2 separate regions of the Mus musculus genome follow, and region 1 is linked to region 2. Evidence: chromatin loops called from intact Hi-C (ENCODE). Cell type or tissue: heart. All regions are shown on one strand. Each heading gives the region's core, and the rest is flanking DNA. Links, peaks and the distances in the headings are about the cores only. Region 1 overlaps Ptprm (protein tyrosine phosphatase, receptor type, M). Region 2 overlaps Ptprm (protein tyrosine phosphatase, receptor type, M).

Region 1 (15,565 bases), core at 3,170-11,169, 80 kb after region 2:
TAGGTTTCAGATAAAGCATATATATATAATTTTTTTACAAAATATAAGAATGTAAAGCTTTTCATTAATGTGCCTACATGCAGCAGTAATTAGATCTTGTGTATAATCTTGTAAAGGCACCTTCAGAGCATGAGGTAGAATCTAATGTTGTTCTTAATAAGCTTTAACAGTTATGATGACCACTGTGGTCTTCTCTCTCCTTCCCTGAATTCCTTATAATTTCCAAGTCAGGAGCCATAATCTCTTTAGCACTGTGGCTTTTCAGGGACTACTAAAGCTTCTCCAAGTCTTGTTTGGTGCCAGATGGTCTTCTCCTTTGCTGACTTTCTCTTTCTTTTGAGCATTTGCCTGTCACTGCTGCCTCGGGAGTTACTTGATTAGCTCCACTCTAAATCTCCTTTCTCCTCTTATTTGTGATTGATAGATAGTAGCATGGCTGTTCCTCCCTGCTCTGTTCCTTCCCAAGGAGAGTCCTTGCCCTGAGAGCAGTTGAGCCTATCCTTGCCACTGCCCCAGGTGTCCACTGGTATCCAGAGAGGCTGAGATGGTGGGAAGTTAGGCTGGTAGATCTGTCCATGCAAGCACAGTCACTGTAGATGCCATGTCTGTCTTCTCATTTGATGGAATCTGTGCCTTTCTGGATGCTGTACATCAGTAAGGATGGAAACCAAGACCACTCGTGTTAGGCAAGCACTTCATCTACCACAGGGCTTGTTCCCTAAGCCTCCAATTTGTAATTTGTTCACATGCAGTATCTGCTTCCATTACTGTGGCTCTTTATACTGGATACAATGCTTCTACAAGAAGCCTAAATATTGCAGAATCCTCTTCAGCATGTGCTGACTCTGAGTCATAAGATAAACACCTCACTGGATGAAAAAGAGGTTTGCCACCAAGCCTGACAACATGAGTTCAATACCCAGATCCACATGATAGAAGGAGGAAACAACTCCAGAAAATTATTCTCTTCTCTCTCACTGTAAGAAACAAACTCAAATCTAGAAGTCTAGATACACACACACACACACACACACACACACACACACACACAGAGAGAGAGAGAGAGAGAGAGAGAGAGAAACAGACAGACAGACAGAGACAGAGTCACATACATGTCACACACACAATAGTAAATCTATAAATATAATTATAAGACTATTAACATCTCTTATGGTCAATGAATGGCAGAGAGAACCTCGTGGCTTTTGTTAGCCATATCAGTTTGTTGTTTTAAGGCTTCATTAAACAATACAGTTGGATTTGTTCTCACACCTATGTTACTTGTTCTGCTACATATAGACTGATGTCGTATTGACTTGATAAACAGTTACCCTGTTGGTCAAATGTAGCCACCTGACTGTTTCAATACGGCTTGTAAGCTAGGAGTGGTGTTTCCATCTTTAAGTGACTGGAAACTTTTTAAAAGAATAATAGTATTTTGGAGATACGAATTTCAAATTTCAGCATCCATTGGATTTATTGTCACACAGCTATGGCCATTCAGGGTAACAGTGGATGGCAGCTTAGGCTCTATGGTCAGATCTTCATGGCTGGGACAGAGATGAGTGCACAGACCTGTGTCCCTCACTCTCACTGTTACCGGGGCAGTATATTCTCCTGACCTAGGCTGTTTCAGATTGTGAATCTTTTGTATTCCTGTAGTCACTTTATAACTATTAGCCATGGCATGGTTTCCTGTTTCCTCTCACCATCAGTCTCTGTGGTTTTCCAGCCACTGCTTGTGTTTCTACTCCTAGTGCCTCAGCCTTGGCTGCGCTACTGTGGTTCCTGCTAGCAAACAGCCCATCAAAATGAGTTTCAAAATGTTGACAGCCTAAAGTACTACACTGATTTAGGCCTTGATGTTACTCTGTCTTTTCTGAAGTCAAGGGTGGAGTTTGTTCCTTGGAATCTTCCATGTGTGAGGTTATTAATAACCACATTTTGAAAAGTGAACACGGTCTGGAGCTTTAACCGAACTGACTTGGTCTCTCCTTTGAGCTGGTAGCATCTCTCTGGAATCACACGTTAAAGGGGAACACCAAGTATCATGTAACTTTGTGCATTTAAACTTGACGCTTCTGTAGTAGGCTCTGTACCTTAATGGCTTTCTGAAGGGTAGAACAAGCTAACTATTCTCTTGCTGGTAACTGCGTGGCTTATTTCATACGAATTGATCTTCATTAGCACTGAGGGGAATTTTAAATGTGTACCATAAAGATTGCTACTCTGACCCTAGGGACTTTGAGTCTGGCGTATTTTGTTAGCACTGCAGCTTCTGGCCTGAGAGAATAAGTCACAGCCTGTGAGTGTCACATAGGGCATTGTCCTAAGAAGTGTTTCATGACCACAGAATATGTACCTAGGGCGGAACAATAGTCCTTGTTTCTATAAGTTTTTACTATATAATATTTGTAGCTTACTGCTTTAGTTTTAAACAGTGGATAGAGATTTATTTAATTTAAATACTTTTTTGGCAGTGCTAGAGAGCAAACTTGGGGCCTTCTATATGTTAGGCAAATGTTCTACCCTTGAGATATACCCCTTCCCCCTGCGGGACATTTTTATCCTTTTATTTTGAAACAAGCTTCCATTAAGTTATCCGAGCTGGGTTTGAACTCACTCTGTGGCTCTATGTAAACCCCAACTTGTTATGCTCCTGTTTCAGCCTCTCTCAGAAGGCTGCACTAAGAAACCAGACATATTGAGGAGGCTGGAGGGATGAGTGAATGATGGATAGCCTGTGTTGCTCTTGTAGAGGACCTGGGTTCAATCCCCAGCGCCTATAGGGGACCTTGCAACAACTGTCCACAACTCAAATTCTACTTAGGACCTCCCACATACCTGCACTCAAAACTCAAAAGCAACACCCCCCGCCACACACACAATTTTAAAACAACAGATCTTTTAAAATTTGATATTTAGTTTTTAAATATCTTTTAATATTATTATTAATAATATACATCTTGTGAATGAGATCAGTGACTGATATATAATAAAAACAATACAGTTGTCTGCAGGAGTTCTTTATCCTAAAGTAAATTCAAAGCACAACTACCTGGTATTCACAGAATTTACATGCATATCCACACTGACTGTTTAAGATACTTTATTTATAAGGTGTAGTTCCTAAGGCAACTATTATGAAGTTGACTTGGGCCCCATTGCAGGAGGTAGGAGGCAGGGGAGGAGGAAATTACACAGCTGGCTCTCAGGAAGTATGGCTTTCAATCATAGAAACGTCCTTTGACCTTCTTGTCTTGGCTTTACCTGTTGGAAATGATGCTGGGAAACAGAGTGACTCAGGCCTGAAGCGTGGCTGTGGTACCCAACCCAAGGCAGGGAGACAGAAGTGCCTGGCAGAGGAGTGATAGACAGCTTTAGTGTGATGACCCAGAAAATAGAAAAATGACTAGGCGTATTTGTTTAGCATCAGCTGCACATTGGGGAGGATGATGGACTGGCAGAGTAATTGAAGTTTTCTCGTTGGGTCCACTATCAGGCATATTTTCCACGTGCTGGGGACAGCCTCTCTATTTATTTGCACTCCGGGTCTTCTGTGGCATTTTGTGGATAATGAAAGGGATGGCTGTGAACTAGGGAAGGCTATTTGTCCTCTCGAGTCGCTGTGTGTATCTGGCAAGGAATACTTTTGTCACAGATTATTCAAACATTTGTTTAATTATCTCACCGATTCTTCAGTCAGCTGCCCCTCTGCAAATGTGAATTAAACACCTGCCTCGCACCAGCCATTGTCTGGTGAGCCGAACAGAGATGCATCTTCAGCGCCTCCTCCTTCCATTCTAGGTCTGACTGGATGGATCAAAGGTCACGTGCTATAAAGCGTGTTTGCTCTTGTTTAGCGGGTGAGGTGCTAAATGTTTAAAAGATAACGTCAGCTTCCGTTCATCAGGTTTCGCACTCAGCAGCAGCACGAGGTTGGGTTTGCTTTGCCCCTTAAACAAAACAGAAGGAATGGTGGGGAAAGGAAAGAGTGTACATCATAGGTGAGTACAATGGGCAGTCTCTCTCATCAGACAAAGTAAGCTTGTGCAATCAGATGGCTCTAGCAGTTGACACACTTGAACCCTGAGGTGTGGGTAATTTGATCCTTGAGGTGGCAATCTCCATACTTTACCCCCCAGGAATCAGAAATCTAGAGAGGCAGGTCCCTTGCTTTTCAGACCGTCGTTGGATGACCTTGTAAAGGTGAACATGTGGGCCAGGCCATAGGTGTTCAAACTAGGGCATCTTTTAGCATTTTCAAGTGGGCTTGAAAATTGCCTGTTGTGGAACTGTCTGTACACCCCGAAAGAGCCCGCAGTGTCCCTTCACAAGGCCCTCTTGTAAGTTCTTAATTTCTTAATTTTATACCACCTTTATTCAGTCATATATGGTCAGCCTGCCGTATCTGTAGGCTCCATATTCGTGGGTTCAACCCACTGCAGACAGACAGGATTCAAATAGAACTATCTCTACAGGCCTCCTATGGAGGTATTTTTTCTTCTCGTTTTCCTTCTACAATAAAGTACAGCTGTTTATGTACCATGTATGTGTTGATGGTTATTATAACTCATGCATAAAATGACAGTGTGCACAGTAAATATTATAGCCCTTATAATATAGAGGACATGAACATCAGTAATGTGGGTATTACTGAGGGGTCCTGGGATAAATCCCATGTGTATATCCAGGGACAGCTGTATTTGTGTGTAGAATGACTTCTGTGTAGGGTTGGCACTCAGCAGACCAGCAGCTGAGTCTTTCTTCCTGCTGATTATAACCCACAGAGGAAACAGGCACTTGACCAATAAGTAGTGAGAACATAATTAGTGGTAGGCAGTACTTGAGGCCAAGAACAAAACCTAAAGTTGGGGTAAGGTTTGAGTCATCATGGAAATGGTAGGTCTCTACTGAATAGAGACCTGAATCGAGGCATGGCCAGGAAGCCATGGAGGCCAAGTGGTCCAGATGAGTTGGGGGCAGGAACAAATGGGTAATCTTTGCAGGGCTAATGATGGCAGATTATATAAGACCTTGAAAATGATGAGATATTAAGAACCTGCCTCAGAACTGGCCATGGGAAAAATCTATGTTCCATATCAGAATCTCAGCCTCATTCCTAGCCCAGTATAATGTAAAAGAATTACCACCTCCCTCTTCCTCCTCCTCTTCCTTCCATTCCTCTTTTCCTCCCCTTCCTCCTCCTCTTCCTCCTCCTCTTCCTTCCATTCCTCTTCTTCCTCCCCTTCCTCCTCCTCTTCCTCCTCCTCTTCCTCCTTCTCTTCTTCCTTCTCTTCTTTTTGCTCCCCCTCCTCTTCCTCTTGCTCCTCTTTCTCTTCCTCCTATTCTCTTCCTCTTCTTCCTCCTCCTGCTCCTCCTCCTACTCTTGGTCTTTCTCTTCCCCCTTCATCTTCTTTCTTTCCCTGCTCCTCTTTATCCTCTCCTCTTCTCACCCCTCTCTTGCTCCTCCATCCCCCCTCCCATTTTCTTTACCCCTCCCTACTTACCTTCTTTCTTTTCCTGGAGTTTAGTGTAAATGCATCACTCAGCTTGCCTTCAGCTCCATAATATAGGTAGCTTGTACCAACTTCTTGTTGTCCTTTCTGAATGACATAAAGTGAAGAATATAACCTAAATATTTTTGGGAGATTTCTGAATAGAGTTATAAGAATCTGAAAAGAGCCTTTGAGAGTAGTAACATTTATTACTGTGGTGGCAAGTCAAGGTGCACATGCCACTGTCTGTGGGACATGATTCTCTTTTGTTTCCAGCTTTAACTCTATCATAAGACTCAACATAGTGATTGTGTTGGGTCTTAGATTATTGTAGTTGGGTCTGGATAGTCCTAGTCACTTAACTCAGGATGTGGAAAGGGGTTTGTTTGTCCTTGACTCTTCCATGCAAGCCTTCCATTGTGTGACTTCCAAAGAGCACTCTTCATCCCTCATGAAACTCATGTCACCAGGAGGGAATTAGACTGAGTTTCCACTTTGAAGTGCAATCCTAATACAATGTCCAGGGCTGTGTCCTGTTAGTAGTTTCTAAGTTACAGAATGAGAGAAACAGTTAGAGATGGCGATAAAGACAGCCCAGAGGTTTAACTCAGTGATTGATGGAGAACACCTGGCTCTGTTTGCCTCGTGCACACATGGTGTGAGTAAGTGGTCCTCTCGCAGTGGCCCTCACTGGCTGCGTAACTGTGTAACTGTGACAGTTCTGGCTACATGAGGATTTTGGATATGGCTGTAGGGGATGGATCATATTTCTTATTAATTTGAAAAGGAATGAGTTGCCTAGTCTTTGAATTATGTATGATTTGGATTTTTGCCCAATAGAAATTGTGGTAAAATATAGAAAACATCAAATTAGCCATTTTGACCTTAAAAAAATTTTTTTTTTCCTTTGGAAATTATAGTGGACCATTTCCCTCTGCCCTTTTCTTCCTCCAAAACTTCTCACATAGAAGAGGGTACTTGTTCCCTTTCAAATTCATGGCCACTTCTTTTCACTAATTGTTATTTTTGGTGGTGGTGGTTGTGGTAGTAGTAGTGGTGAGCTCTGTGTGTGTGTGTGTGTGTGTGTGTGTGTGTGTGTGTGTATTTCTAAATAAATAAATATAGTCTTCTTGGTCTAGATAATGTTATGTGTGTGTTTCAGAGCTATACACATAATGTTATATGTACACTCTTCAGGTCTACATAGTGTTATGTGTGATCATTTGGTATTGGTAAACTAATTGGTGTTCTCGTCCCTGGGAATAACTGTTTCTACCACTTGGAGAATTTTTTAGTTGCCTGTGTGTAGTACTGGGGCCTCACAGTCTTTACCCTGCCCACTTTAGCATGTCCATTGTTGTTGTCCTTGTTCAGCCCATGCCGAGGCAGTCATGTTGGTGAGACTTTATGGGCTAGCTTCTGACATTCCTATGAGACACAATGTCACAGTAAATTACCTGTTCCTCTGGCTCTTAAAAATGTTTGGCTCCTCCTATTTCAATGATCCCTGAGCCTTAGAGGCAGATGTCATTGTGTACATGTATCCTTTGGGATGGGGCATCTCAACTCTGTGTTTTGATTGGTTGTGGTTTTCTGTATTGGTTTCCTTCTGTTAAGAAGAGAGTTTCCTTGATGAGGTGTTGGTGAGGATTACACTCATTTGTGGGTCTAAGAAATATTTACTGTGTAGTTAGGGATTATGCTGATTTGGTTAGAGTAGTGATTGTAGTTAGGATCTCTCCAATCTCTCACTAATCTTAGGTAGTTCATTAAGTTTCTAATACCGGGGCCTGATTTCCCTCCTGTTGAGGTCTTAAATCCAGTTGGAGAGCTGTTGGTTACCACCCAGGTATGCATGCCACTACCGCACCCTTTAGGGTTATTGTGCCACAGTGGTGGTTGTTGTGGCTTGTAGATGTTAGGCTGGGGAAGACTATTCCTTCCCTCCTTCAGAACTATGTGTGGATACTCCGGATACTATGAAACCTAGACCTCAGGGAGTAAGATTTCAAGTCAGTTCTTGCTGAGGATCTCTGGGTGCTGTGTCTGAGAGCATGACATCTCCAGCCATAGGGACTCACCTTTCACTTCTGGGAGACAGAGGTGTCAAACCAAGACAACAGCAGTAGTATATATACTACTATATATGTTATATATATATATATAACATTATAATGTTTTGGGAGTCTCTTGGACAGCCACCATCTTAAAAGAGCTTCTCATGTCTGTTGTTTGTCAGCTGGTCTTTGGTTCTGAAAGGGAGCCTTGACAGCCTAGATGGGCAAAGTTTATTTAAAGTATATGCATATATTTATATGCTGACTTACCTGTATTGCAGACATTTTTAGGTAGTTGATAGTTCCTTGTGGCTTTCCCACACATCCTTCTTGCTATTCCTTTCTTCTTCTGAACTCATCTCGGTCCTTCTCTCATTAGAGCCCCATCCCACCCCACCCTACCCCACCCCACTGTTCTCACTTCCCCATCTGATCACTTGAACCTTGCAATTCTCCTCTTTGTCCCTCCCCCACCCCAGCAATGGCTCCATTTCCCCTCTATTCCAGGATATGTACTTCTATCTGAAGACTTGCCCCATTGAACGCTGGAAGCCAGTGTAAAGTCTTTCTCCTTTAAGTTGCTTTTTTCAGAGTGTGTCATAATAACCAGGGGAAAAGAAGCTAAGATAATGTTGCTATTTTGCTGACCCTGTCTTGCTATGCCTTAGAGATTAAGATTGATACAGTAGTGCAACAATGCTTGCTGCTTAACTTGTTTCATTTGGGCCAGTGGAAGCCTGCATTGTTTGTAACCACAGTGCCTTCTTAGCAGTCAACAGTGTTTTCCATCAAAGTTCTTCTAAATTCCAGTCTTGGATACTTGGAAATTCACAAAACATAAGAATAGTGATTAAGTTTGTTTAATATATTTGCCGCAAAGTATACAAATCTGCCTCTGTATATAAATAAGCACTGTAATAGTTTTACTTCTTGCTTAATTTCCTGTAAAATTATCCAACATGGCATTATCAGAGAGATGGGAGGCCAAGTAATAGAATAAACAGAGAGGCCAAATGTGGCAGATGCTGCAAATGGAGCCAGCATTTGAGTAGAGAAGTCGAGGAAAGAGAGAGATGAGGATCAGAGACGTTGGGTGATGGTTCGCTTGTTATACTTGGCTCCAGAACAGCACACTGAGAATTCGGAGAGTGGCAAGGGCTTTTCTGTTCCACCTTTTTGCTCTACAGAGAAAGGCTGATGCTAAACATGGCCTACTTATAAAAAAAAGAGGTAAAGCCTACTCTGACTAAGTGTGGGGGAACAGGACTGTAGGTTATGACTTGGGACTCAGAAATAGCTCCATTCGTATTTGAGCATATTCCTAGCAGAAAACACAAACTGGGATTAAACAAATTGCAAGATCATTTCCCCAGCACAAGAAACCCTGGGACTCACATTCTTGTGCCCATTTTTATGTGGGTGTTGGGATCTGAACCCAGGACTTCATGTACATTATTCCCCCAGCTATCTGAGGAAACACTGTCAGAGACTCTCCCGAGTCCCTGCAGGAAGCCATTCAGGGAGATGATTTGATTGCTGATCTTTGGCAGAGGAAGGAGAGAGCATCGGCTCCATGAAGATGGAGATTCAGGTTGTCAATCCTGTGTGTGTGACTTATGTGCGTACATCGGGATGCACGCAGGCACCTTAGGTGTAGGTCTTCTCTCTACCTCGTTACACAGGGTTTCTCCTGTCCAAGACTGTAGATGCCAGGCTAGGTGGCTGAAATCTTCCAGCAATCCCCTTTGCAGAGTGAGGTGTCGGAACTACAGGTGACACATTGACCACTGCGTCCCACATCTACCTGGGTCCCGGGGATCTGGGTCCAGGCTGTCAGGAGTGCATGGCAAGGTCTCCCCTGTCTGACAACTCAGATTTTCTGGCGAGTGTATCAAAGACATCATAATGAGCTCTGACTGGAAAATAAAGACAGAAGAAAGAATCACATATGTAAGAATTTAGTGATCTTAGGAGATTTTATAGCAAATTTGAAGGATCATGAGTATTTCTGTGCAGAAGGAAAAAAAATGAAAACATGTGTGTAAGCACATGCATACATGCATGTGTGTGACACAGACTTGCCAATATGAGCATCTAAACAATTATTAAAGCTAGGTGAAGTATATATAAATTTAATTACTCTTCCACTCTTTTGAACTCCTTCCTGAATTACAATCAGCAGTGTAAATGTGAGGGAAGAGAAGAACACGTGTCTGGGTCGGATTGGCAGTGCACCTTGCCGACCTGAATTTTATCCACGGATGCATTTTAGGCAAATGCTGTCAAACTGCACAAAAATATTTACATTTCAAACAGTGAGAGCTGAGGCTTGCTTCCCTTTCTCAGCATATTGTGATTCCGTTCTTGGTCACTGCTAGAGAGGCTCCTCGGAGCCCGGGGATTTATGTAACACCAATTTGGGGCAACTAATTTCAGGGATATAATTCTAGGACTATGTAAACTAGGACAAGTCCTTCATGATCTGGTCTTAGGTCTCAGTAGACATATCAAGTATAACATATCCTGTCAGTAGATACCTTGCTGGCTGACTGACACATTGGAAAAAGTGCATTAAAATGGGGATTGGGAAGTTTTATTTTTGAATTTGTACTTGCATGTGTCTCTGTCCTCTTCAGAGTAGGAAGAGTAACTATAGGAAAGCTCCTGTCTATTTCTTGGCAAACTCTAGGAAATGATTATGCAGATCATTATTTTAAATAAGTGGACTTTAATGCCTAGTTAACCGATACTTTCTTCTAGATAGTGACAAATTATATTTTAATGCAGTGTTCTGAAGCTTAAGTGGTTGGAAGAGAAATAAATATGGCTATTTAATTAATTGTCTGCTGGACAATCATAGGGCCTCTATCTGGTGGGCGGACAAGTTCAAACATCTGATTATGTGGCAGTAAGTGTCCGCATCACATACCTGAGGTAGCATACTAATACAGATAGCAGTGCTTGTATGGTGATGTCAATGAAAATTTGTCCTTCAAGGGGTTGGTCCTTAGTTGTATGATTTTAATTGTTAACCATAGAACTATTTCTTTCTTTCTGTGTATATGTGTTCATGTGTGGCAAATGCATGTACACATTGTGTGCCTTTCTGTAAAGATCTGAGTTTGCCATTGGGTGACTTCCTTAATCACTTCTCCACTTTCTATTTTTGAGACAGTCTCTTGCAGATCCTGGAGCTAGGCTTGGCTAAGCAGGCTGGCCAGAAACCCCAGGGTACTTCCTATTCTCTGTCTCCCTGTTGCTGGGATAAAAATGCATGACATCATCCCCTGGTGTTTACACAGATGCTGGGGATTCAAACTCAGGTCTTCATGCTAAGTGAACCATCTCTCCAGCTCCAGTGTTGAAAACGCTGTCTTTTGTACATTGCCAATTTTAGAGAATGTATCCAACACCTTCATCCTTACTAATAGACTTGAAGACATAGGCTGTGTCTGATCCCATGCTTTTAAATCTAGAAAAAATGGAGTTCCTGGGCTTGGTTTTGGGAAATTCTAAAATCCTCAACTCGTCATTTATTTTCATGACATTTGTTTGTTCTTGCCTATGCTGTTGAACACAAGAAACATCCCGGGATCTCACACCTTGTGGAAACACTGTGACCTCCCTAATTATTCTCTATAAACAAAGTGTCTCTTAACTTATTGGAGTCCTGGGGAGTGACAGGATACAATTTGCCAGTAGGTCAACCACTGAGCTGATGACAAGTGACCTTTCTAGCATTGCAATCAATGCTTGTTATTTGGGAAACAAAATGATACAGTGTGTAGCCTTCAGCTGGGAGGTCACTGGCTCTCACCAGCATTGACAGACGACTTTGTTACTTGGCCCAGATGAGTCAGTTCAGACAGGAATGTTAATTTCTGGGAGGGAGAGACGGCTCCTGATTAAGAGCATTTGTGGCTTGCTTTTGATGAGATCGAGAGGTCAACTCCCAGGACCCATGGGGGACAGCTTTACATCTGTGTGTAGCTGTAGCACCAGGGGATCTGATGCCCTCTTCAGGCTGTCCTGGGGACTGCACTCACACGCACATACATATACTCACACAGATACACAGATCAAAAGTAACAAAAGTGATTCTTTAAACATAATGTTAATTTCTTTTAATCTATCTGGACCTTGGTCACCAGAAAAGGTTGAACGATTTGTCTATGGCACAATTTATTATGTCTAATTGGTTGTTAAAAACAGTAGTCAAATAAAGGCTGCTAAAGTATACAAAGTGCCCATGTTAGACAATAGCACTACGCTGATGTGGGCAAACATTCACTACTATTTTGTTTACAGTTTCCCTATTGTTTTGTGGAAAATGATCTTAAACGTGTAGGCTTGTGTGGGTCACAGCCAAACAAAATCTATTCCCATGTTTCCTGAAATTCGTGTGGTGAGGTCAAAGAAGAGTTTATGCAGGTGAATAGCTGTCAAGTGAGTGACAGGCAGTGGGGAGCTGAGAGCCAATGCAGCCCCTGTGGTTGTTAGCAGTGGTGTTGGATCATTGTGGAAAGAGATGAGCTGACAGCACATGTAGCCTTTGCCATCGTTAGTCGACCTGGATAATTGCTTCACTGTCTCCCAGACATGCTGGGGTATTGTGCATCCGTGTTGCCTATTTTATACACGAACACATCTGCCTTGACTGATGAGATGTGAAGAAGCTTGCCGATCAAGGATAAGTTTTACCATGTTTTCCGGCTTCTTGCCGTCTTGGCTGTAGACTGTGGGAACATAGAGGATCTTTTATGCTGAGTGACTCATGCTGGAACCAATCCCTAGCTTCATAGGCTGGTTTTATAATATTTGGACATAAGGTCTTGGGGAGGTTAAGGTTCCTAAAGTCCTGAGGGTGTGGCCCCATGGAGGGGTTTGTAGGGCCCCAGGCAGACATGACCTCTCCTTGTTACTGTGTGATGCTCTCTTCAGTGCTGTGACATAGCACAAAGCCTCCATGGGTACCAGTGGAACAAGATTAAATTCATCTGCCTTCACTGCCATGGGGGATGAGCATTTCTTTATAAAATGCCTGGTCTGTGGTCTCTGTGGTGACACCAGAAAACTGTCCTCCAGATGTCACACTGGGCTAACTGTAGGGTACCTAGGAAGAAAATAAACTATGTATTGCACCTCTGAGGATTTAGGAAACAAATCTCAGACTCTTCAGTGGTAGGATGCCTTTCATATCTGAGATTTTTTTTTAAAGATTTAAAGTGTCAATGTGGGTAATGCCTACTGCTAACTTTCGGATTATGTAAGAAAACTGGGCAGGGAGTGGGGGTGGGGAACACAAGGAGAATGAGCATCCGTCCGTTCCCTTGGGCAGCAGAGCAACACTGTACCTGTGAATGGGTGAGAGGAACGTGGGGACAGGACTGTCAAGTGTTCTGTTATCATGGAAATAGTTTTATTTGAGGTTCCCTGGAAGGATCTCAGGGACTTTGGGGGTCCAGGAAGATGCTCGGAGAAGTCCTGTGAAAGGCTTTCTTAAGAGATGACTACCTCAATTTATAGTTTGCAGAGAAGCCAGCAAGGAAAAGAGGGGAAGAACTTCTAGAAACTGAATAAAGGATACCCCTGGGGATGATAATTCACTCTCTCTTTGAATAAAGATAATATAAATAGTTCATTCGGTTACTGAGTTCTTTATACTAACAAATACATTTCACTAGAGCTTCAAATAAAATAATACACGCCGAATGGCATCTTAGCAGGCAACATAACCGTGTGTGGATGTTATTAATTCTGTGAAGGGTGAGTTTATGAAATCTCATGCTCCAGAACAATTGGAAAATAGGATTAATATTCATACATTTGAAATTGAGTATAGGATTTCTAAGGAATAGAAGGCAGAGTAAAGTGAATTATTCAAACATATATATGAGCAGGGCCATCTAAATTCATTCAGTAGTACCACTTCTGAGGTTTTTAACTGCTAGCTGTCATATATAGTGTCATGATAAAATCAGTTCGACTTCTTCTATTATGAAATGTATAGTGACAAGATGGTATAAAGATGACTAAACACGTTTCAGAGAGACTTGGAAATGGTGCTTGATGGAAATTATATAAAAATCAATAACAGTTCACCTCACGGGTGGGTTTTTCCTCACCCCCATCCATAGGTCACTCATGGGAGGGGACAGATTTATTTCTAGAGGAAAGTTCTGTGTTCTACTTGGATTTGCTGATATGTCAAAGGTATGAACCCTGACTTTTATGGTAATATAGTTAAGGCAGTGATTTGAATAGTTTTCTTTAGCTTGTATGCTATAAGCTTGGAGGGGAAGAAATAGATGATCTCTTAGCTCATTGGTTCTCTCTTTCCTTAAATATTTTCCCTTAACAGTTTCACATGTGTACACAATGAGTGCTGACCCATCCCCCACCTCAGATCTTCCCACAACATCCATTCACCTCCCTCCAGCCCACAGTTTGGTTTCCTGTCCATTTTCACTTTATTTTGGGACCCACTGGGTTTTTTTTTTTTTTTTTTTTTTTTTTTTTTTTAAGTTATACTCTTGTGGTATGCCTATCATGATCAGGCACTGATTTTGTGTCCTCCAAGATGAAGAGCTTTTTTCTCAAGCACAACTTCAGAATGAATTCATTACCTTCACAGAGAGACAGAAGATCTCCATGAAATGGCCCCGTTTGGTTCATACACTGTTGACTTTGGCAAGCAACCAACCAACAACCAGAAACACCACACTGTTGCATTTCAACCTTTGATGACTAAAAGCTGTAGCTGTGCTAGACAGAAATAAGCACATTGGAATCTCCCAGAAAAGGTAGTGCTTTCTTACTCAGTTCCTTCGGATAAGCTTTCAGCCAAGCCACACCTTCTGCTCTTGGTAATTCCTCAAATTCCCCAGCAGGTGGAGACTTGTAATCCTTCAGCCTTTTACTGGGACCAGGGCTCCAGGCCCCAGGTGTCTGGCTTGACTTCTGCTTCAGATGCAGATACTTAAAGTGTGACAATGAATATTCCCTAGGCCTCTGGCCTGTTTGGGCCTGTGGAGAATTCTTATTTATCTTTGCACTGCATATAGTCATCTATCGTTAGTAATCTGTAGTGGATAAGACCAATGTTTTCTTTAAGGACTCATCCCCAGCAGAGCAGGGGGCAGAGATTTCCTAGAGCACTGCCTATGGTGGGGAGCCAGTACCAGGCCAATCCTAACCTCTGTGTGGTTCAGAGTCAATCCCAGTGGTCAGATCTGACCACAGACTTCTGAAGTCATCATAAGTAGAGAGTCTAGTCTTATTTTCCTCTGTGTCCCCAATAACACAAAGGGAAAGGGATTTCTAAAAAGTGTTCCTAGCTACGTAGGATCTTATAATTTAGGTAAATGTGGGTTTTTTTTTTCTCTATCTCTCTTGACTGCTTTATATTTAGTTCAAGTATATTAAAGAAGAGATTCTTAGAATTTTTTTTTTATTTGACAAGCTCAATAATACCTTTCAAAATTAAGAACTGTTACAAAGCCTGTTAGAGCCTTGGTATTTGCTGCATTTGTGGCTATTCTTGTTATTTGTACCAATCTCCCTGGAAAGATGATTGATTTTCAATTCTTAAGCCCAGTGCTTTTCTGTACTAAGGAACTTGCATCCAGAAAACTGAAAGGAAAAGAAAAGAAAAGGAAAGGAAAGAAAAGAAAAGAATCAGAAGCTAATTTGCAGGGAATGGTTGTAAGCTTGAGAACTGGAGAAGAAAGTTGGTTAAGCACACGTGTATATTCGTGCACCAAAACAGATAAGACATAAACATGGAAACCAAAGAACAGGCTGTGATGGGGGTGATGTATGTGTGTAGGTGGTAGATAGGAATAAGGCACTGTGGTAGATATGTGTAAATATGTCACAATAAAACCTATTCTGTATTGTAGCTTAAAAACGAATAAACAAGAAAATGAACTGTGACCAAGGGATTTGCCTTTTAAGGGAACTTGAGTTTGTCTTGTGTGTGCATTATAGTAGAAGGCTTTGTCTGTAATA
Region 2 (15,565 bases), core at 2,850-10,849:
AAGGCCTGGGTCATCCTCACAGTGCTTCCTTTCCACCCACAGAGCTGTTTAACAGCTGTGTTCACCCTGGTAGGTCTAGGTTCTCCTCTAGGGACCAATAGCTGTGTTCACCATGGTTGGTCTAGGCTCTTCTCTAGGAACCAATAGCTGTATTCACCCTGATAGGTCTAGGCTCTCCTCTAGGGACCAATAGCTGTGTTTTCCTTGATAGGTCTAGGCTCTCCTCTAGGAACCAGTAGTTGTATTCACCCTGGTTGGTCTAGGTTCTCCTCTAGGAACCAATAGCTGTGTTCACCTTGGTAGGTCTAGGCTCTTCTCTAGGAACCAATAGCTGTGTTCACCCTGGTAGGTCTAGGCTCTCGTCTAGGAACCAATAGCTATGTTCACCCTGATAGGTCTAGGCTCTCCTCTAGGGACCAATAGCTGTGTTCACCTTGATAGGTTTAGGCTCTCCTCTAGGGACCAGTAGCTGTGTTCACCCTGGTTGGTCTAGGTTCTCTTCTAGGAACCAATAGCTGTGTTCACCCTGGTAGGTCTAGGCTCTCCTCTAGGAACCCAGCAGGTTATTTTGTTCTGGTACTTTGTATCAAATCTTTGTCCTTCCTTTCCACTTATCGGGTACTGTAAATCTTTCGTGTGTTTAAAAATATTTTTTTATTAATTCTTGGAGAATTTCATACAATGTGTTTTGATCATTACTTTTGTCCTCCACCTAACTCCCCCAGATTGATCCTGCATCCCTATCCCCTCAACATTAACTCGAGCCGCCCAAACAACCTGCTTTTCTTTACTCCCTTCGACAGACATGCCTTCTACTATTTCTTGCATAAGCCATTTGCATAGAGCTTTGCAAAAAAAGGCTTATAAACCATTTATGTTTGGAGATTCAAGAAAAGGAGCACTTGACAAGGAGGGGAGGAAGCCAAAGGCAGAGACTAATGACTTTCAGGGGTTGGCCTGCCTGGGAGGCTGATGCTGGCTCCGAGTCTGTGGTTCAAGGCCACAGATTAGATGCACTGTAATTGTTTTGTACTGAAGCACATTTTTAGTAAATAATACCGGGGACCAACTCTATTAACATGCCCAGCTGAGAGGAAATTAAGCGTAGTTACTTGACTGATAACGATGCCAAGCAGTTTCAGGTGTTAGAATTTCATTAAGACTGTGTGTTGTCTCTCAGAATACAGGCTTACATTTGTGTCAGGTGTTTCAAATTAATCATGAGCATAATTAATAGTTGGGAGTAATTAGATTACCATTTTATGACGATCCCGCAGTATCATTGAAAACAGAGGAAGCAAGAAAAATGAAGAGGTCCAGTCAGGTCTAGATAATCCATGATCCGTGCTCAGCGAGACTTATCAAAACAGGTCAACTCTCAGGATTAATGGTTCGATGCTTGAGTTGGCATCTTATTACAACAGCTAAAAATGGAGACAGTTTAATGGGAAGGGAGCTCCCTTAGGGAAGTTAGATCTCCAAACACCTACACTGAATTCTGTCTTAACAAAAGGATTATTTTGTAACAATGTTTCTTCTAAAAGGCTAGGCTATCTCTACTTATGCTCACTAAGGACAGAGGTGCCGAGTGTGTGGGAACACATGGCGTTCAGCTCCTTGAAGGCTTCTTGCATCAGTCTGCATAGCAAGCCAAGAAAAAAAGAGAGAGTTTGGCCTGCTAGAACTTTAATGAATTATTGAAGATATTTCATAGAGAATATTTTGAGACTCCTTTCTTGAACAGCTCCCGTTAACCTAAAGAGACGCTTAGTAAACTATCTAGGAGGCTCTCAGGGAAAGGATATCTTCGTGGAAGTCACTTTCCAGGCAGAGTTTGCCCTGAAATGATTTCAAACGATTGCATAACGAGGACAGCAACTTGCTGGGCTACATATAAACCGCATGCTACTTACTATATTATGCATGTTAGCCCAAAGGTATAATTATTCAGTGAAATGAGAACTAAGAAAATTAGCTCTGTATTAATGTTTATTTATACCGCCGACTCTTTTTCTTTTCGTACTCATCCTCCCGTAGCAGAGCCAACGTAATGGCGAGCTGCATGGCGGCTGTCTCCAGACTGAGTGTTGAGTCAGGTCAGCAGTGGCAGGTTAATTGCCTTCACCCTTTCTTTTAGGTGGTTGCTGGAATTCCTTTTCTTTCCTGGAGCTGGAAGGTCACACTTGTTGCTATAGTCCTTCACCAAAGGACGGCTGCGGTGTCCCAACAGCACCTGTGGACTGCCATGGGTCATCTGTGGATGCTGCCACATGCCATCCACACCTGCTTTTGCTCACACATGATCAGTCAGAAGGGCATCATCTCTGGCCTTGCTGTCGGGTAGTTGAAACACATCTTTTTCCAGCCTTTTGTCCCTGGTTCCAATAAAGGACCATTACACTTATCCCCTCTTGGCTGTTACTGTTTAGTTTTTAGTTACAACAGTATTTAACATGTATTAGTTAAAGATATCTGCTTTTGACCTTGCTCCTAAGAGGAATAGAGCAAATCTTTCAGAAGACATAATGCATCGTTCCTCACCTTAAAAACTTGCAAGGGATTCGTAGAGTCAAAGCTGTAATCTCCAAGTCTGCCCCATGACCTCTGGCTGGCTGTCATTCTCTGCCCGTTTCCTCCTACTTTTCGAGTCCCCCTTCCTGAGTGGGGGTGTCCCAGATGAACTCTCCAGTTCCTGCTTCCGCATCCTTCAGCTGTGCTCCTGGAGGCAGGCTAAGTCCTCGCCCACCATGATTTCTGAGGAGATATTTCCTTCTGGCAGGCTCAGCTTGGTCTATCCAAGGACCTGCTGATCCTATACCAGAGTCCTAGAACTTACCCACCTGTGAAATTTGTGCGTGTGTTCAGCATGTACCATTTTCTAGAAGGGTACATAACTTACCTTTTCATTAAATGCTGTCCTTGTCTCTTTGGTTCAGTGATATTCAGCAAATCCAACAATACCTGGCACATAGCTGAGCTCTATAATTATATTCTGAATGAATGGATGGATGAATGAATTCATATTCCGAAATTCCTCAGTACATAGCTAAAGGTGCTGTCCTTGGGTCTCCCAAAGAGCAGCCAAGTTCCACACTGTGACGGCTCAGTGACCAACATGAGTTTCCAATAGGCACCGAGGCCAACACAAGGGTAGGAAGATGCCAAGTAACTCACTAACACAGTCCAGAATTAGTTGCTTAGGGCTAGAATTAGGCAGGGGACCACTGACATTCTCAGCACATTAGCCGTTCCCCGCCTGTATTAGTCAGGGTTCTCTATGGGAACAGAACTGCAGATATGAGTATATAAGCACTACGAGCATTTCTCAAATCGGCTTACATTGAGAGAGTCACAAGAGTTGCCTCATACCATAGAGGTTGAGTCTAGCCTTGGCTTAGACCTTTAGTTGGGGTGCTTCAGCAACCCTAATTTGATATTGAAGAACTAGAGGGTTCCTAGAGAGCCACCAGCCCTTAATCATGGGAGCCTGGAGACACTGATTCTGATACCAGTGGAGGAATCAGAAGCAGCAGTTACAGGCGTCTTCCAACTCAGCCATGCCAGCACAAGGCAAATAACCTACCCTTTGTATCTGGGCTGTTAGCAGAAGGTACCACATACAGTTGGGATGGGTCTTCCCATGTCAGCTAAGGCAAACAGGATGTGACCTTAGTTCTCTATTGAGGTGATTCAAATTTGTGGCAAGTTGACATTAAACCAAGCAACAATACCACATCTTTGTGGTCACCAATCCTGTGGCAAGTGTTATATCTTAGCTCAGCAGGAGGAGCAACCCAGGGCAACCTGCCCAGACGGGCATGAGCGCTGAGTGTTGAGTGTGTGGCCTGCTCTGTGTTGAAGCCCTGCTGTGTTCCTCCTGGCAAAGTTTTGTGGACTCCTAGAAGTCTCTGCCCATTCGCACACCTGTTTCTGTAAGCTGCTCTTCCAGAGCGATGGCAGCGTCGTGACCAGTTTATAAAGCATGTGCTAAAGCAGAGGGTGACTATGATGGGGCAGAGTGCTTGGAAATATGTCACAGCGGAGGAAGTTTCTGGAAGAGGTAAATGTCAAAGATAGATCTGAAAGCAGCAAGTTAAGTGTGGACGCCTGACTCGCCAGCAAGGAAGATGCCACTGCAGGATTCTTCTGCACACGTTTATTGGGAGAGCTTGATAGCAAAGGCGAAAGACCCTGAGCCCCAGAACTGGCGCTGCTTATATAGGCCTAGGAGTGGTGTGTCTATACCTGATTGGTCGTGCTTTCAGTACCTCATTTACATACCCCCGGGATGGGCTGTGACTTGGTGCGAAACCCTTATGCACATGCGCACATTGGTTGTTTACCGGAACTTAGGGGTGGCCAGCAGTAGCCAGCGCCATCTTGTAATGGCGTATGTGGCTTCCCACAGTTAAGTCTTTGCTTTGGAGAATCTTCCTGGCCATCCGCAATGCTCCCTCCCCTGGAAGAGGCAGACTGAGAAGGGAGGTTTGCTACTTTGGACGATGTTTTAGCTTTGATGCTTGGTTGAGTGCACTCATAGATCCCTCCCACTTGGGTGTCTGAAGCTACACTGTCCAGGGCTGCAGTTCAGCAGGCTGGAGAAAACAAACAAATACAACAGAACAAGAAACCTAGAAACAAACCAAACCACAGAACCTCCCCACTAGGACAGTGGCTCTCAACCAGGGATCACATATCAGATGTTTACAGTATGATTCACAACAGTAGCAAAATGACAGTTAGGAAGTAGCAATGAAATAACTTTATGGTTGGGGCGGTCACCATAACATGAGGAACTGTATTAAAGGATCATAGCATTGGGGGGGGGGGGGGGGTTGAGAATCACTGCTCTAGAGTATGTGGTGGTGAGCTACAAGCTAGAATTAACATTTTGATAGCCATTTACAAAATAAGATTTGCATAAACTATTTCATCTAATGAGCCCAAAACCTTGTCATTTCAATCTTTCATCAATACAAAATTTACTAGTAAGATATTCTGCTTTGATTTACACCTGAGCCTCAAGGTTTCAGAGTGACTCAAACTGGCAGCTCAGACTGGACTAGCCACATTCATGTTCTCAGTGCCTGGTGCCGTGATGTTCAATAGGACAGTCTTAGATGCGTGATGAGGAGATGGCTTATGTAGAATCTGTTCTCTTGGTTTCACAGAGTTTGCTTTCATTAAAACATCCACATTTAGTGTATAAACTTCGTTATAGTGTGTTGGATGTTGTGACGTCAGACTATAGACTTGAGGAAGAGTTTCAAATGGTGACCAAATGGCAATGTCATTCCCCATTTCAGCAATGACTCAGTGGAGGTGTGTCTGGGCGAGCAATGAAGTTGGCAGTCAAGGCTCTGGAAATACACAGAAAGCTGCCTCAAAAACCTTGGCTCCTGCCAGGAGATCTCCAGGCCTGCCTCGAACTTCATGTAACTCCGATAGTACTTATGCTAGCATTATTTCCATTTAAAAAACCAGGTTCAGACATTTATGAAAGTAGCCTGCCCTCCAGGCCTAATGGTGGGCGCTAAGCCCCCCCCCCAATGAATTCTGAGAATTATCACATGCTTGTGGTATGTTGTGTGAGTTGATGATGTCTGTTTTCATGCATGCTTAAGACTCCTACTTTGGTCCTTGGCAAATCCTGGGAAAGATGGAGAGGTAGCTAGCAATCAGGGGTATACAGGGATAACATTTTATTTTTAATACTTTAGTAAAAACCAGGGGTAATAAAGTATGTTTCTTATACATGTGGAAGTAGCGACCAAAATTTTTAGTTTTGAAGCATCCCCACACATATTTGCTACCCTGTACATCAGGTGTTCTGTTTACTGCCATCTTCAAACCCTGTGCACATCTCCCGTGACTGCTTCCAGCTCACCACTCCCAATTCTGAGAGACAAGTAATTATACACACACCAGCTAAATGTCTAGTAAAATCTCCAGGCAAAACTGAGTTGACTTGTGCGGAACTGAATTTAAAAATACTTGATAGGATCTCGCTGCAGACTCTGGGTCCTTGTCAGCCTGCATTTCCTGCCTTGCCACCTCTAGCTGGTGCCATGGCCTCCCCCCTCCCCTCCTTCCTGACTTCAGAACTCCCAAGTTCTCAGAGATTTCAACCTAGCCGTTACCCATTGTATCTCTCTCTGTGACAAAAAAAGGAGAATAATCACTTAACTGAAGTGTTTGTTTTCTGCCTGGACTGTGGGTCACATGACGGAAATGCTTATGGTCATTTTTATTTAGTTGGACGTATAGACTATGTAATGATATGGACTACATGGTGTGGTTATTTGTGTTATGTTTCCCAAAAGAAATCTTGTGTTTTTGCAAGTTAGTCATGTACTTGTGGATGATTTAAATATATAGTTGAGAGCTCATTGTAGTTTTACATTTTGTATTGTGATCAAATGGAGGGGCGGCGGCCTTTGAGAAGAGAAAAACAGACTTGAATTTGAATGTTAAAAAGTTAAAACGTAAATGAAGACCAGATATGACCTTAATACCACCCCTGCCCCCAAGTGGTCAATGTAATAGTGTCTATACTTCACTGTGTTGGAGACCCTGGGTTCGGATCATCATCATCATCACCACCACCACCACCATCATCATCATCTTTTCAACATCGTTATCTTCATCATCTTTGTCCTCGTCTTTATCGTCATTGTCGTTGGTACTGGGAACTGAGGACCTTTCACTCAATAGACAAGTGCTCTACCACTGTGCTACACTCCCTGGCTCTACTGCTAATATTGAGATAATCTCCTTAGGGAAGACTATCTCTCCTTAAGTCACCCAGCCTGAATTTATTCAGGATTATAAAAATTAAGAAAGGAGTAAAAACCATAACTTGACAAACACATCTTTTGAGAATTTTTTAAAAATTGAAGTCATAAGTTCATCAGATACTGGAGTTTATAGCCACTGGAATGAGTGGAGCACTTGTACCATAGCCACTGGAATGGGTGGGGCACTTCCAGCATAATCACTGGCATGGGTGGAGCACTTCCAGCATAGTCACTGGCATGGGTGGAGCACTTCCAGCATAGTCATTGGAATGGGTGGAGCACTTCCACCATAGCCACTAGAATGAGTGGAGCACTTCCAGAATAGTCACTGGTATGGGTGGAAAACTTATTTGTGCTTATTAATCAATAGAAGGCGTTTTGTTCCATTTCCTTTTTACATCATATGCAAATTAGATGGTGTTGGAAGAGGAAGCACTTTGCCATTGGTAAGCTGTGAGCTGAACACCCCCAGGGTCCCTGTAAATATCAGGGAGCTGTACCCAGCTTGAGTGTCTGACTATCCACTGTAGTGACCGTGCACCTCTGTCATACTTAGTTCAGGCTGCTAAATGTGAAGGACTCTTTAAAGTCAGGTAGGAAGGAGGCCAGGAGGAATTCCCATGGGCCTGTACTCCAAAGCTCTACTCTGTAAAATATATAATCCTCCCTGGGTGCAGGACTTGGGGATGGAGGACATTGGTGGTTAGTGTTGATTGTGATGTTTATTCTGTCCTGTTCCACAGCCAGGAACAGTGTCCCTTGTTTCTGGAAGGATGCATTCTGCCTACAGCTGGCCTGAGCGTGGCAGGGAACAGTCATAAGAAGAAGGGAGGCTGGGAGGTCACTAAAGGCCAAGTCAGAAGACACCTTATCTCACAAGCTAGGAAAAATTCTTTTCTCCATGGCCTTCAGGGCATAGTGATAACTGGGCTCTATAAAAAGAGGGTTTGAAGAAAAGATACATGTGGTGAAGAGAAAGAGAAGATAAAGGAGGCCGAGAGGGAACTGATTCATCCCAGTAAAGAAGCTAAAACCACTGTGGAGGTAAAAACCATCTCAGTGACCCCAGATACAGCAAACATGAAAACTCAGAGAAGCAGGCCTCAGAAAGGAAGCACAGAGCATGGCCTAGAGAGCTCTGAACTGGTGTGTGTATGTGTATATGTATGTGTGTGTATGTGTGTGAGTTTGTGTGTGTGTGTGTGTGTGTGTATGTGTATACATGTGTGTATGTGTGTGTATACTTGTCTGTATGTGTATGTGTTTATATGTGTGTATGTGTGTGTGTACATGTATGTATGTATATGTGGGTGTATGTGTGTGTATATGTATGTGTCTATGTGTGTGCCTGTGTGTATGTGCGTGTACATACATGTGTGCATATGTGTATGTTTGTGGGTGTGTATGTGTGTAAATGGGTGTGAATGTGTGTGTACCTGTGTATATGTGTGTACGTGTGTATGTGTATATGTGTTTGTGTGTATGTGTGTGTATGTGTGTATTTGTGTGTGTACATGTTTGTGTGTGTGTATGGATATGTGTGTATATGTGTGTATATGTATGTGTGTATTGTTTATGTATGTGTGTGTCTGTGTGTATTGTGTATGTATGTGTGTGCATATGTATGTATGTATGTGTATGTGTGTGCACATGTGTGTGTGTGGATGTATATATGTCTATGTGTGTGTGTGGTGAAGATGATAAAAGGTTGCTTTTTTGTTTTCCCAATGGAAAAGAATGAAAACTGCCCCACCCCTGCTCCTTCAATGAGATAATAGAAGAAATTCCTACTGATAAAAATATGGCCTTGTATGCACATGGCAGGTCAAAGGTTACACTATCTACTGGGAACAAAACTCTTTGGAAAGAATACATTATCGGCCAGTCTCTGGGCACCTCAGGCCAGCAGAAAGCAATTGCCTGATGTGAACAGTGGTCAAGAAGAACAGGACTCGCGTGCTTCCTGCTGAAGGCAGTGAAGGAGGTACGGACGGATACATGTGTATCTGCAGAGCCTCCCTCAGTCCCACCTGTGAACGCCCATTCTCACCGACACACAATGGTGTACACTCATGAGGAAGATGTGACATTTCTATACGTGGACACAAAACACCAATCACCTCAAACACTCAAATTTCCATGGTGGCAACATCAAACACAGAGCTGCCAAGCACTTGTAGTTGTTTGAAATACACACAAACGGTGAACCCATATTCCCCAGGGTCATGCTGTAGTGACATCTACATATAGTATCATGATGTCAAACACTGGGAGTAACTTCCTCCCATCTCACTACCCACCTGTTCTTCCTCTTCCTCCCCACCTTTACAACCTCCAGTGACCTCTCGTGGGCTCTCTATTTCCTGTCCTCAACAAGTGTAGTTTTTACCTAACAGTGAGAACATGTTTTGTTGTTACTGTTAGTTGTTTGTTTCCCTCTCTTTGAACATAGCTTGTTTCACTTATCATCATGACCACTAGACAGGTTCAGTTAATGTAGATAACAAGATTTCATTGTCCTTCACTGTTAAATACTTTCCCAATATGTAATGTGCGCCATATTTTCTTTAATCATCTACCAAGGGACACTGGTTGATTCCATTGCTAGCAAACCTGCTATGAGCATGGAGTACAGTTGTCTCCTTAATGCACTGGGATCTTTTCCTTTGTATGTATTTTCCCAGAAATGAGATGGCTGGATGATATGGGCGATCTTGTTGGTTTTGTTTGGGTCACGAACGAGTGTACTGATTTACATTTCCATCAGCAATACACAAATGATCTTTCTCAACATCCTTGTCCACACTGGCTGCTTTTTACTTTAGTAATGAGGAAGGCTGTGTTTCATCAAGTAGAGAATTACACAGACTTAAACCTGTTCTTCAAAAATGTAGAAACACGGGGAGGAAGCCCCAGCAGTGAACGCAAGCTGGAAACATGGGATCATACAAACATGGATTCTACGCAGAGACTCCTGCTCCGTTGATGTCCACATGGCTGGTATATGGAGTGTTTGAAGCCCTGGTGCTTCTCAAAGGTAGCCAAATTAGAAAGGAATTCCCATAAAAGGTGAAACAGGACCCCAGGAAGATGAAGGAATTCGATCCTCTGGGTGGGTAGAGGACTGGTATTGTAACACACAGTCAAGGTTTACTGTCCCTGGCATTCCGTTCTGTGCTTGCTCCTGCTTGGCTTCTCTTGAGAGCTAGTGTTAGATTAGAATATGACAGAGGAACAGAAAGAGAAACTGAAGAGGAGGCTGACAAAGCAGGCTGAGCTGCCACATATGGCTCACACAACTCCCAAGCTCGCCTGCTGCTGCAGATGGGCGCCAAGCCCTTCCTGTGGGAAAGGCTCATGACCTACTTGCCCCCCATCAGACCCCTTCCTCCCCACCTTGTCACCTCTTCACATTGCTGTGTATCTGTGTCCAAGCTCCCAGATCATGAACCTCTATGAGCTATGCCACATCCAGAACACACAACTCAAAAGCGTAGGTTTTCTTCTTCCATCATGCCTAACGGTGGTGATGGAAAGAAATACTTGTATCATGTGGGGCTGCTAGTTGGAGCCTGAAGCAGCCCCTGCTTAATTATTCCTTTTTCTCTGTGAGGGCCAGGACTGCAGAAGCCGGTATGGAGGAAGCTTGGGAGGCCCTGAGAACAGAGGGATACATTTCAGGCAGTCTTTTCTAGTGAATGAAAGAAAATGCTAAGAAAGGTTAAACCAGAGAGTGGGTTGGCAGAGTTAAGAAGCTTGAAGTCTGAGGTCATGAGTTTTTGGGGGTTGTCCTTTTCCTAAGTGGTGACAAAATTCAGGTAAGGTTTGTCTATGTTTCAGCAAAAGAGAAAAGCAAGCTGTTGGTGGATTTCTCTTCTTTTTGAACGCAGTGCCGAACATCAGACACTTGTAGAAGCAAAATCAATAAGCAAGCGACAATAATGCGTTGGGCAGAATTTTGTCCAGCTAATAAGAATGTAGCTCTTATTCTGCTCAGAGTCACATTGCCATGAGCCACACACAGTCCTTTGTTCAGCTGAAGTGGAATGAAATGTATTTTAGTTCTACCAGTTCAGAACATCAACAGGAGGTTAAAAGAGGCCCCACCTCTCCATGCGTCTGTCTTGTGGACCCAGTTTGTGACTTTAAGGATTTAAGATTGTTGTATGTTGCTGTGGTAACAAGTTAAGTATTTGTCAATGGTATCATTTAAAAATGTAAAGAAATCTTTATGTATGCGTACTTGTGTTTGTCTTATGACATGCGTTTGTTGCGTGTCTATGCATGTATACATGTATGTTTGAGCACACACATGCATGGCATGCATGCAGAGGTCACAAGGCATTGGGTGTTGCTCCTCACTTTCAGCCTTCTCTGAAACAGAGTATCTCACTCTGTTTGCCCAGTGCTTCTTGTGCCAGGCTACCTGGCCCATGTGCAGTGTATACTATCATTTCTGGCTTTTTGTGTGGTTTTGGAGCATCCGAACTCAGGTGGTCAGATGCATATGGCAATCCCTGTACCGCACTGAGCCTTGTTCCCAGATTCCCGACTATCTCTTGAATGTGAGTCAATTTGGAGGAAAACTTAGTCTAAATCAGTTTTTGGAAAAAAAAAATCTCACTTGTATTCTATTTTCCCTCACCACCATTGAATGCTCTCCCGGCACAAGGTCAAGGCAGACAAAATCTGAGCTGGAGCAGGGAGCTCAGGGATGCCACCTCTGGCTGGGACGGTATTGGCACCTGATGACTGGGAGAGGAGTACTTGGTTTTTTCCAGGGATGGTCTTATACCCACGTTCATACAGACAGCACTAAGTGAACTCAGCCAGTTCACTGAAGAGAGGACAGTGGTTGTAAAGGGATAGGGAGGACTCATAGGGGAAGACTCATGAGAGGACTCATGGAGAGGGATTCATGGGAGGATTCATAGGGGAGGACTCATGGGGAGGATTCATAGGGGAGGACTAATGGGGAGGATTCATAGGGGAGGACTAATGGGGAGGAGTCATGGGAGGACTCAGGGGAGGACTCATGGTAGGATTCATAGGGGAGGACTCATGGGGAAGATTCATAGGGGAGGGCCCATTTAGAGGACTCATAGAGGAGAGCAAGAAGGGGGTACAGATTAGGGCAAAATACACAAGTATGTATGAAATTTTCAAACAATAAAACAGAAGAAAAAAATTAACCACACTTTCTAAACATGGCAGAGGTGAGTGTTCCTTCAGGCTGCTGTTGGGTCCTTGCAATTTGTGTGTGTGTGTGTGTGTGTGTGTGTGTGTGTATGTGTGTGTGTGTCTGTTGGGACCTTCCTTCTCTTTAGTGTTCTCAAACCACCAAGTCTCCTTGCATTCTGTCTGCATTTTAGATCACTTCACATATGGAACCAACTGAGGACTTTGTGGTATTCTGAGCAGAGCTGAGAAGCACCGGATGTATGGGAGTCCTCCTGGGAGAGAGGTCACAGGGAGGCCGCCCCAGAAGCCCATTGAGATTGCTTGCATTTTCTTGGATGGAATGCAAATAACCACGAAAGTGAAATCCAAACCAAACATCTCAAGAAGTTCACCAACATACCCAACTCACTCTCATTGCTCTGATGGGGACAGTAAACACACAGACTGCTCAGAGACAGGCCTTCGGATTGTCACCCGCAGGTCCTGATGTTGACCCCAGTTAACCCTGCATCCAACCCTTCCCTTTATCACTCAGCAACTTTGTAAACATTCCCAGTTACAGTGAAGTTGGTTCTGGACTGGGAAAAGAGTGCTCATTTTTTAATCATGTTTTTAATTATAAAATTACTGTGTACATAAATGGTACTGGGCTAAGGCATCAAGGAGCAACACAGTAATTCCGACTTGGTTCTGACTCTTAATAACTGTACTCTAAGCATTTAGGAACTCAGAGAAGAAAAACCATTTTCTTCCCTTACCTTTTCAATATTGTTGCCACCATACTCTTGGCTATTAGCAAATGATATTTATTGTTACAGTTATTGGAAAAAGGCTTTCATCTCCTGGGTAGCCCATTTTCTGTTGCCTGCCCCCCCCCCTCTCCCACAGACTGGGCAATTTATAAAGTAGCAAGGTTTAGTCAGTTTTCAGTTCTGCAGGTTCAAGGCCAAGAGGCTGCACCTGCTGAGGTCACCTTTGCTGGTGGGACACTCATCTCTGCCATGCTTGCAAAGTGAGGTTACTTTTCCATCCTGTCTTACTGTTTGAGAATTTCACTTTGCTGGGGTTGCACATGACATCCTATGGTAAACGAAAACCTTCTGTTACACGTTTCTGCTCTTAAGCCTTGGTCCCTTTGCATCAGAGCCTGGCTCCATGGCATCCTTTAGCCGTCTATTCCTGAAGTCCCTACTCTACAAGTACCCTGGTTGGACTGTTTCTATCTTCTTAATGTTTCCAACAAAGATGACATTCCATCCCGAGTGTAGTGGGGGGACACTCAAACAGGAGTATCTTCTGAGAGTCTCCTGGCCTTCAGGGAAGGTTGTCTGTCTTCCCTGCCAATCAACTCCACTAATTGCTATGACAACGCATTATTTATCCCTCCCCTTCTGGCACTCAACAGAATTGCATATCTCAGCAGCATCTTCACGAAAGTGTTTGGTGGATGCCCACCTTCCAAAGTTGCTCAGTAGTCAGGTGTTCTTCCTCCCCCCCCCCCCATATCCTCCCATCTCACTATTCCCTCTTCCCTTTGTGAGCGTGATTGTTTTAAAACAAGAATGAAATAAATAAACGATGATGTTTTTTGTTAAGTCTATAAAAGCAGAGACTTTCAGAGTGTTTAGAACGGCACCCATAAGTTGCCGAGCTGTGTCACCTCGGGTACGCTGAGCAACTTTGCCAGTGATGTCACTGATGTGCCAGATCTAGGGCCAGCTTTCTAATTCTGGATGGAAAGGCTGACAGTTCCCATTTCTTTCTAGGCGTAATGGATTCCACGTTCTGTTCATTCCAGCTGCCCCTCCCCCCCCCCCCCCCGCTCTTCTTTCATCATCAGTGAAACCCTTTCCGTCTCCCATCCGATGAGGCAGCTGTGTAAACCTCATGGGTCTCTTCTGCACCTGCCCTGGGGCTGCCAGAGACATCCCACATTTCACTGCTCACACAACCCTGCTGGAACCTTCCTCTAGTGAGGGCATTTGAGGTGTTTGGAGGTGAACAAGCACACTGTGTGAGAGAAGTAGGTGGCTTCTTTCCTCACCAGCGTTGGATATTTTTGGGCAAAACTGATAGATGGTCATAGTTTACAAAGAGATTGATACACAATACATGTTCATTGCCCCCTAAGAGTGGCAGACCTCAATGACTGAGATGCCTGTTCTTGTCTATAGCAGATGAAGCAGGGGGCTGATGCAGAAAGAGAAAATGGGCTTCCTGGTGACTTGCTCTTTACACCCACATTGTTCCATTCTCTAACACACACACACACACACACACACACACACACACACTGTCACCTTCTCCAAGACACAGACTCACTCTGGCTTTGTTCACCTGTGGCTGAATTCTTCTAGATACTCTGATCCTTTACAAAGAGGAAAATCCAAACTGTTTCCCCTCTTACATCAGTCCACAAGCCCCTGATTCTCCTCTGGAGCCCTTTCTAGCCTAGCCTGCTATCTATCAGTACACCTTGGTCTGGTTGGATTCACAGCTGTTGCCCATGTGGGTAGCAATATCTGGCCTCTAAATGACAAGTTTTCCATGTCCCCAACTTATAGCGCCCTACCCCACCTGTTGCCTATCCATGCCTCTGCCATCCTTAGTGTAAGGAGCCTGGGTCCCAAGGTCAGATAGATAAGGACTTAGTGAAGGGATACACAGAGGAGATAGCAGCAGGCAGAATGTGCTCTGGCAAAGGGGGATTCATGGAGGCGTGCATGGGACTTGCGAAAGCTGAGTAGAAGGACTTGGAACTCTGTCCTTGAATAGGTAGGTGTTCTCCTAGAAATGCAAGGATACCCCCAAAGTGGATGTGGGCTGGGAAGCCAGGAATAACTCTCAGCTCATGGTAGCTCTCAGCACAATGAGAAGTCTCCTCTTCCTTGGAATATTCCTGCTATGAACTGGTTTCTCCAGCAAAATGATATCCATGCCCTCTTCCAGTTTCTAAAGTTTCCCAGTTTGGATGAGAAAATGTTAGAAGTCAGGAGATACATGAATAGGACATCAGGGAGAACCTGAACATGCTCTCTTGGAAGTGGGAGCCATCCTTTGGGTAGCCTTGAGCACATATAGTCCAAGATGTGAGCGACACCGTGTTCCTCTCTGCTCACATGAATTACATATAGTACCCTCATTTCCTCCTCCCCTTTCATGTCTATTTTCATTAAAACATTTAAAGGCAGTAGGCTTCCCCAGTGGGCCTGATATTGGGAACAACAGACAAACAAGCAACAACAACAACAACAACAAGCCTTCTTTTTAGCAAAACACACTTGAAGGCCTCTGTGTTGGTTAGAGTTTTGGCAACTTGGCATAAGGTAGGGTCATCTGGGAAGAGGGACCATCTTGGCCTTCTTTGGGGGTATTTCTTAATGAATGATTGATGTCTACTGTGGCTAGTGCTACCCTCATCAAGTGATCCTGGGTTCCATAAGAAAGCAAGCTGAAGAAGCCATGGGAACAAGCCACTTAGCAGCATTCCTGCATGGTCTCTGAATGGGTTTCTGCCCCGACGTCCTTCAGTGAGGGACCATTACATGAAATGGTAGGATGAAATAAACCCTTTCTTTCCTGAGTTA

Evidence for each region. A loop is a pair of places that touch in the nucleus more often than their neighbours do. Peaks named below come from ENCODE experiments on the same cell type or tissue, not always from the same donor. Only the 100,000 strongest peaks of a DNase experiment are listed, where the experiment ranks them.
Region 1: it touches region 2 in a loop (2.0-fold over the local background); 2 of 42 quality-filtered maps call a loop at or near these places.

The regions. Positions count from the first base shown.
Region 1 is chr17:67,174,866-67,190,430 of GRCm38, reverse strand. The region is part of intron 2 of Ptprm (protein tyrosine phosphatase, receptor type, M); the gene reads left to right. Among named protein-coding and RNA genes, the nearest start is that of Gm52313, 110 kb to the left of the region's middle. In heart, for the core only: no CTCF peak of the experiment used is centred there; no DNase peak of the experiment used is centred there.
Region 2 is chr17:67,254,701-67,270,265 of GRCm38, reverse strand. All of the region lies in intron 1 of Ptprm (protein tyrosine phosphatase, receptor type, M), which reads left to right. Gm52313 (a long non-coding RNA gene) reads left to right here. Exons shown (of 2, transcript XR_003952394.1): 2 at 1-6,834. Among named protein-coding and RNA genes, the nearest start is that of Gm52313, 28 kb to the left of the region's middle. In heart, for the core only: no CTCF peak of the experiment used is centred there; DNase peaks (open chromatin) are centred at 3,825 and 7,035.